Regions from separate parts of the Homo sapiens genome. Here region 2 is linked to region 1. Evidence: read pairs that join two places in POLR2A ChIA-PET (ENCODE). Cell type or tissue: GM12878. All regions are shown on one strand. Links, peaks and the distances in the headings refer to the core of each region. The heading gives the core; the rest is flanking DNA.

Region 1 (4,394 bases), core at 98-4,097:
GGGACATTACTTTATCCCAAGCAGCTGCCCACAGTCCAGGCCCAGAATGCAAGAGACTGTGGCAAGCATTATCACCAAATTCTTCTCCCAGCTTCCACAAGTCAGGACTGTCCAATGGAACTTTCTGCAGTGATGGAAATGTTCTATGTAAGTGCTGTCCCGACAGTAGCCACTAACCACATGTGGCTATTGTGCTCTTGAAATGTGACTGAGGAACTGAATTTTTAATTGTACTTCATTTTAATTGAAGTTAAGTAAAGATATGTGGCTAGTGGCTACCATATCGGACAGCAAACTCCAGGGCTTCTCTAAAACAAATGTATGGGCTCAGCAGTGGGTTTCTGATAGTTTTGGACCTTAACTTTTTGTCAAATAAAATTCCACACAGAAACACAATACAGGATATCAAGATATGGTGGTGGGGCTACTCTGGTTGGATTCCCACCAACCTGTCCAAGCCCTGGGCACAGTCCTACAGGCACATTCATGAAATTCTAGGGCTCTGTGGCACAGTTCGTGGGCAAGGTCTGTGGTGCCCAATATGGGACATCTGCCGCTGGGAGTACGTAAGGTGTTTTGAGGCAGCACCAGACATAGACATTTAAACTTTTTAAATTTTCTTCAATTTATCTTAAATGAATTTTAAAAACACTAGCTTTACGTGTATGGTAGTGATGTAAAATTTTGTTTTTAAATGTATTGAAGTGAAAAGTGAATTAATTTAAAGAAAAATGATAAATAAATAACAGTCCACATGGTTCACAAACATGATAAATATGGCTATTGGCAAAAATGGCAAACATGGTTGGAGAACGGGAGTATCGATGGGTCTGATTTGGAATGAGGGCCTTGGACCAACAGCACCACCATTCCTTGGGGGCTTGTGGGAAATGCAGAATCGCAGGTGCCGTCCCGGACCTACTGAGCCAGCATCTGCATTGGACCAAGACCCCCAGGGGATTCGCTGATGTTTGAGGAGCATTGCTCCAAGGAGCTTGGCAGCTCTGAGACACCGGGGCTCTGAGGTCAGAAGCTCCACTTGCAGCCAAGAGAGTCCCAGGGTTCAGGGAAAAGTTGGGGCATTCCCACCTCCTTGGCACCACATACACATACATACACGCACACATGTGTGCACGTGCACACACAGGTTCTCCTTCACCACCTGAGCTAGGCAAGTCCCCACAGCAGCCCCAGCATTTCCTTTGCAGAATCTCCTCCTGCTGGCTTCTACACTCCTATTTGTACTGTGTGAGTCTTTGTGCTCCCTGAGGGATAGCGAGCAAGTGCTTTGGGCAGCAGGGAGAACAGTCATGTCAAGAACTTGAATGTGCTGAAGAAATGTTCTAAAATGCAGACATCTGACTGTTGCCGAAGCTGTGAACAACAGAAATGAACTTGTACTTAAATGCTTCGAATCTGCAGCAGGTTTTTCCTTTACCAGCTGACTTTTATTGAGATTCAACCATGTACCTGGCACTAGGGAGAAAAGGATGAGTAAGGCATGATGCGAGCCATAGTCCAGAGGGGACACATACGATGCACTCTTCATGACAGCACAGCACTGGCAGGCATTACAAGTCAGCTATGGGCCAGGCGTGGTGGCTCGCACCTGTAATCCCAGCACTTTGGGAGGCCAAGGCGGGTGGATCACGAGGTCAGGAGTTTGAGACCAGCCTGGCCAACACAATGAAACCCTGTGTTTACTAAAAATACAAAAATTAGCCAGGTGTGGTGGCACGCACCTGTAATCCCAGCTACTCAGGAGGCTGAGGCAGGAGAATTGCTTGAAACCAGAAGGCAGAGGTTGCAGTGAGCCATTGCACTCCAGGTTGGGCAACAAGAGCAAAACTCCGTCTCAAAAAGAAAAGTCAGGTATGTACCCAGGGCCCGGGGGCAGGGAAGAGCAAGCAATATATTCCAGCTGCAGATGGGGTTCTGGGGCTTCTTAAAAAGGGTAAAAGGCCAAGCATAGTGGCTCATGCCTGTAATCCCAGCACTTTAAGAGGCTGAGGCTGGAGCATTGCTTGAGCCCAGGAGTTCAAGACCAGCATGGACAACATAGTGAGACCTCATCTCTAAAAAAATTAATGTGTTAAAATTTAAATTTTAAAAAGAGGTAATAAATCATCTGGGTCAAGAGAAAGGACAGGATTTTTCTGGGTTGAGAAAGCAGAGGTGCTCTTGGCTGAGAGACATCCCAGAAGTATAAAAATGCACATTCCGGAAAGTGAAAAGTTTAGCTTCTCCTGGAGCCTAGGTGTGCAAGAGTTAAATTCCTCAGGGCCCAATTTTAAAAATCCTCAAAACTTTACAGACCAGGCTAAGGAGTTTGGACTTTATCTTGTGGTGACTGGGAGCCACTGAGGGTGGTTAAGTAACAATGGCATCACTAGGATGAGCAAATTATTGAAAGTGGCATGAACTTCATGGTCGGCAGGGTAATCAGGAACCCTGGCACGGGCCCAGGAGCCCACACCCATACAACTGAGTCAGGGCCCTCCCCAGTGTCTCCACCCCTTCCGGAAATCAGATAACTAAGGCATGCTAGCCTTCTATCCTGCAGGTAAGTCTGTCCTGAGTGACATGGGGCACAGTGAGACCGGTCCACAGGCAGTGTCTTGCATACTAGCAGTGGAGGCCCCAAGGAGCACTCAGAGTGGGGCTCAGCTAAGCTGAAAACCCCATTGCCATGGGGCACCAGACACCACTGAGCTGAACTCACTCCCCTTGTCCCTGCCATGCAGAAGTGATTTCCCTAGCCCCAATCCCCCTGCTGAATGCCAAAGCCAGCTGCCACACACTCTTGAGAGCCAACTGGTAAATTTTCTAGAATTCTGTGGGCTGGTTGTTAAACATGGCCACTAAGAATTAAACTACATAAGCTAGCAATTGAATAAGTTATTTAAAACAGAGGTAATAAATACACAAAACTTGGCACTTCCTAATTATTGACTGTACTATTATCTATGCCTGTTGGATCTGGATAGTGGAGACTCAGTACAATGGTGTGCTACTGCATGTCTCCACGTTTAGTGACATCACTTTGGTAGCTTAGAATCAGTCATAGTAAGGCCAGGTGAGGTGGCTCATGCCTGTAATCCCAGCACTTTGGGAGGCCAAGGCGGGTGGATCACGTGAGGTCAGGAGTTCAAGACCAGGCTGGCCAACATGGTGAAACCCCATCTCTACCAAAAATACAAAAATTAGCCGGGCGTGGTGGTGGGCACCTGTAATCTCAGCTACTCAGGAGGCCGAGGCAGGAGAATTGCTTGAACACGGGAGGCGGAGGTTGCAGTGAGCCAAGATTGTGACACTGCACTCCAGCCTGGGCATTGCAGCAAAACACTGTCAAAAAAAAAAAAAAAAAAAAAAAAAGTCATAGTAAAAGTGTTTACACCACAGAAATTGGCAAATGTGACAAATCAGAGCTTTTTCTGCAGAGAGCCAGTGGTTACATACCTGCCAGCCTACCACTCCTCTCCACCCTCTGTCTTGCTGGCTCTCTGCGGAAGCCCCCCAACCCTTCCAGGCCTGTCCTCTCCACTCTATGAGTCCCAGCAGCACAACTGGCCTTGTCAGATGAGAGCTGTCACATAGGCTTCAGAAAGTCATGGGGACCCTACCAGGAGCCCTGATTATCTGCCCCATTGCATTTACTTACTGCTCTTTGGGGTTATCTGGGTGATTCTTCGTGCTGCCCAAAGCTACCACACAGGGTCTCACATACTGGATGGGCTCCCAGGGAGTATAGCAGTATGAATGGAAGGAGGTGCTGGCCTGATCTCAGAGGTAGGGAATTAAAGAGAGGCCTTGCCTCCATCAAACCAACAAGGTCCCAGCAGCCTCATGGTCCAGGTGAGGCATCTCTCCAAAGTGCCCAGTTCCTGAAGGTCACTGCATAGCCAGGTACCCTCTAGGAATAACTCATATATGAGAACAAGAACATGCAAGCAGATAGCTGGAGGCAGCAACAAGCCTTCTGCCTAAACAATGCAAAACCACTTTAAAAAGGCAGCCCCGTCGAATTGGAGCCCAGGGAACCAGCACAAGAAAATGCTGGCACTCCGTCTGCTGCCATTGCTGTGAGGAGTCCTTTGTAGGGGGAGGGCGGGTAGCCCTATCTATGGATGGCTGAGACTCATTTTGCCTGAGTCTTATATATTCTCAGGAATATCTTCACAGCCTTGGAGTTGATAAAGGAGTGCTTTCTTAAACAGGACATAAGAAAAACCACCAAAGGAGGACACTAAAGGAAAAGATTGGGAAATTGGACTTTGTTAAAGTTAAAAATATCTCTTCATTAGAAGACACCACTGACAGAATAAAAGGCAACACAGACTGAGAAAAGCAATTTGTAATACACTAAACTGGCATAGGACCCAAATCCAGAATAC
Region 2 (4,394 bases), core at 200-4,199, 60 kb before region 1:
GACTTTCATCCCTCTACATTTAGCTGGCATTCTTCAAGCTTTATGTTGTCAACTGGAGCTATTTGTTTACCTTGAAATATAGTTCCTACCTGAAGGACATTAGACGCACTTTTCTTTCAGTTACACAATGTCAAAATAAGACATTGGTATTAGCTGCCTCGAATGAGTTTCTTCTGGCAGTATTCTTTTTGAGTATCATTATGGACTCATGAATATACATTCAATGCATGTGTTTTTATTGAATTATTCTTGGGTCTCATAATACTATTCTCACCAGAAGCCGAAGCAGTCAGAACTGAGTTTGATTTAAAACAAAGTTTCAAAACAAGAGTAGCTCCAAAGATAACATTCTGGAAAGAACTACTTTCCTAGAGAACAAAGGCGAGATCATCTAATAAATTACTGTCATTATTACTTATATCTGTGCTCCCTCCACATCTTCAAGATATGGGAGAATTCCAGAAGAGTGCCTGAGGGAAGGCTGCAAGCCATGAGAGTTCTCAGTACTGGTTGTCAGCAATGTTTCAACTGCGGCTGGCATAAACTCAGATCCAATGTCAAAAGCTAGTAGATCGGCCCATACTTTAAGATGCTTCTAAGCCTCCAAAGCCATTACTTTCTTTTTTCTTACTTACAGCAAGTAAGATTTCTTTCCCACAAAACAGATTGTAGAACCAGGAGGGTCAGAGCCCATGTCAGACGGTCCCTCAGTAAGTCACTGTTTCCCCGCGAGGGTTGGTGGAAGAAGTGCTGAAGAGAACAGTGTTGTTGTTGTTGTGAAAATCACTCCTGAGGAGGATAATGTGGGGAATCCCATCTCCTCCATGCCCTGCATGGTCCTGCAGGTTGCACTTTGATTTTGTCCTGTGTCATTATTGGTCACTTCCCTGGGAAGCAGATCTGTTTGAAGGGAAGCCACCACATCCCAGATCCTCACCTCGTGCATGGCCAAGGTTTGTTCCCCTCCAGTGGAGGCTGAAGGGTTTTTCCAGCCTGGTCCGCCTGTTCCTGGCTGGTACAGATGGAGGATCCAGAGGCTACAATTAATTTGTAAGTTTCTTCAAAGGAAGAGCAAAATACATAAAACCAGTTCACACAGCTTTAAGACTCACTTTACCTCCCAAGAACAGAGACCATGTCTGTTTTCATCATTGTGACACCAGAGTCTAAGATGGTGCCTCACATATATATCAGGTGCTCAATACACATTTGATAAACGAGCTTGATTACCAAAAGTCCATAGCTGGTCGTATATGATTTTTATTTTCTCAGGAAAAATGAGCTCCATAAGAATGACAAAGATAATGACCACCAGGTGGGGAATAAAATACTTTGACAAAAACTCGGTACCTTAGGCAAGCCACATGGCTTTTTTGGATCTTGGTTTTCCAAGGGACAGGTTTGTAATAAATGATATAAACGGCCCTCACAGCTTTTGGCTTCCATAAATAGATTTCATTTTTAGGCAAGGGGTAAGTAAATTCTTCTACTTAGTTACACTAAGAGACGTAAGTTATGAAGCCTAAGAAAGTGGTAGAATTCATATCAGTTATGTGCTTTACTGCTAGTTTATGGTCTCAGCTATGCTCCTACTTATCTGTGACTTTGTCCCTTGTATCTGCAAATAAGCAGGCACAAGAATGCAAACACACACACACATGCACAGAGAGGCACAAACACACATACACACATGCACACATATCTTTGCAAATATAATGCTATAATGCATCATCGCAAGGTCTACTTACTCATAGGACTTCTTTTAAACATTCCCCCACCCCTCCTCAGCACACATTAAAGCTGTAGAAAATGGTTTTTATTGTAGGCTAGCAGCCAGTTAGAAAAACCTTTCAGGAATAAGGCAGGTATATTTGGCTGGCTTCTGACTGAGAAAATACAAACATTCAGCAAACCAAACAGCACTTCTGAGCTTCCCGGGCTTTTGCATTTTAATCACTGTTCTCGATTTTACTCACAATCTCTTCTCTTTCAACATTAAAAATAAATCCTTTCTTGAACTTTTGCCCTCTGAAGTTTTGATCTGGAAGGGAGTTTTTGGGGTTTTTTTTTTTTTTTCGTTTTGCTTCTTCACAGTCTTTCAAAATAATTATAATACGCACAGGCAGTCTCTGTACTGATACTAGGCAGGCTTGGAATAAATGCCACTCCTGGGCCCTCTCTAGTGTCCATCGCCTCTCCTAAGCACATCTGCACAAGGCCAGTGTACTTCGACCCTGTGCTGAATAGAGGTATTTCATTTTCCCTTATCTTCTCTCTAAAAATAATCCTAACTAAAAGACCCAGAAGAAATATGCCCAAATGAGGGTCAAGCACAAACATGTTGGCAATGGACTAGATCAGAAGTCAGTGGGAAGATTTCAGCAGAAAATCTCTCCTAGCAGCAGGAAAAATATGTGATTTTTAAAATTAAGATGGGAAAAGATGAAAATGGTCAACGATTTCGTACTTATTAAACTCCTTGGGTTGGGTTTCCTTGCTGAGGCAACCCTTTAAGAGACTAGGTGAGAATGCAACCTCTTCCTACACTCCAAAGCTCCACCCGGAGCCTGTCCTGTCTTCATCATTCGTTTTTCAAGATGACACTGCATGTTCCATGTGCTCTGTCACATGGTGGCCTCATACTGAAGCATATGAGCCTGGCCTAATTATTTTGACAAAATCTAAATTAATGAGATTAATTTCAGGCAAAGAAAAAGTTTGCCTTCCAAAGGGAACCTCACAATCTTATTAAGAGAAAAGCAGATTTTCCACATTTGCTGGTGTTACTACTTTCACCACCTACCAAAAAACAAAAAAAAAAAAGCATTTATAAGATAAATGTCCATCCACCATCTGAATTACCTTAGGATTCCAAAGTCCTTTCCTTTTCACTGCTGTTCTTCCCAACTAACACACACACATATACACACACACATTCTTGCACATGCCTATATGCATATACATCCCTATATAGACTCATGGGCACACACTCTTCTCATGGCATAATTTCTCGAAAAAAAAAATTCTTGCAAGTATACATTTTATTTATTTTACTTACTTATTTATTTATTTATTTGAGACAGTGTCTGGCTCTGTCGCCCAGGATGGAGTGCAGTGGCGCAATCTCGGCTCACTGCAACCTCCACCTTCTGGGCTCAAACCATCCTCCCACCTCAGCCTCCCAAGAAGTATACATTTTAAAATCTACATTAAATTTTTCTTTTTCTCTCCCTTAAAGTTACAGTGGCTGGTCATCATACTGTGATCATTAGACACTATTAGAGTTGCATTCTATGATTAGTATATACTTAATGCCATTCTATTTCAAATTTCCCAAATTCTTATTTTTCAAAAATGAAGTGAATTTTATTTCAGTTCTGTACATTATTAAGAATGCTATATACGGGCAGATCACTTGAGGTCAGTAGTTCAGGACCAGCCTGGCCAACATGGTGAAACCCTGTCTCTACTAAAAATATAAAAATTAGCCGGGTGTGGTGGTGGGAGCCTGTAATCCCAGCTACTTGGGAGGCTGAGGCATGAGAATCGCTTTAACCTGGGAGGCAGAGGTTGCAGTGAGCCAAGATCATGCCACTGCATGCCAGCCTGGGCAACAGAGTGAGACTCTGCCAAAAAAAAAAAAAAAAAGCCATGTAATGTTCTCTGTGAAAGATCCACTTTCATTCATTCGTTAATTTTTGTCATTTAAAAATGAGAAAACTACTTCATTGGTGTTTTTTGTTGGTGAAAATACCAGCATAGGCCACATTCAGTGGCTCACATCTGTAATCACAGCACTTTGGGAGGCCAAGGTGGGAGGATCAATTGAGCCCAGAAGTTTGAAACCACCGTGGGCAAAAAAGCGAGACGCTGTCTCTACAACAACAACAACAAAATAGTCAGGCACCATGGCTAGTGCCTATAGTCCCAGCTACTTGGGAGGGTGCGGCAGGAGGATCACTTGAGGCCAGGAGTTAGAGGCTGCAGGGAGCTATTATCTCACCACTGCACTCAAGCCTGGGAGAGTCAGATGTCCTTCTGGTAGATATGAATGGAGTAGAATATTTAGACCAGACTTTTAAGTTCATTATTACATGAAAATTATCTCTGCATAGCAAATTTTTAAAAACAGGAAGAGATTAGTTCCCATTTCTGCCTTACATGTTGTGTATCATCAACGAGCACCATCCAGGAGAATAGAAATCCTGCCTTTTGTTTTAGATTCTACTGTCAGTCATTTTTACTTTTACCTGTGAAATAATTTTTACAAGGAGCAACACCTCCAACTATGTCCCTATTTCTTGGACAGCTTCCTAGAGGCCAGAGTTCACAGTGGATTAATCGCAAGGTGAGTAAATAAAATCAACTTCCTCTGAAAACCATAATTTACAACT

Evidence for each region. ChIA-PET counts read pairs that join two places held together with the same protein. Peaks named below come from ENCODE experiments on the same cell type or tissue, not always from the same donor. Only the 100,000 strongest peaks of a DNase experiment are listed, where the experiment ranks them.
Region 2: POLR2A ChIA-PET joins it to region 1 with 6 read pairs; 6 of 35 experiments call an interaction of 5 or more read pairs at or near these places.

Annotation. Positions count from the first base shown.
Region 1 is chr3:45,798,965-45,803,358 of GRCh38, reverse strand. The region is part of intron 2 of LOC107986082 (a long non-coding RNA gene); the gene reads right to left. Among named protein-coding and RNA genes, the nearest start is that of SLC6A20, 4.6 kb to the right of the region's middle. In GM12878, for the core only: no CTCF peak of the experiment used is centred there; no DNase peak of the experiment used is centred there.
Region 2 is chr3:45,858,894-45,863,287 of GRCh38, reverse strand. It overlaps a transcript of LZTFL1 not described here. Among named protein-coding and RNA genes, the nearest start is that of LZTFL1, 19 kb to the right of the region's middle. In GM12878, for the core only: no CTCF peak of the experiment used is centred there; a DNase peak (open chromatin) is centred at 1,957; H3K4me3 peaks cover 453 bases; H3K27ac peaks cover 1,463 bases.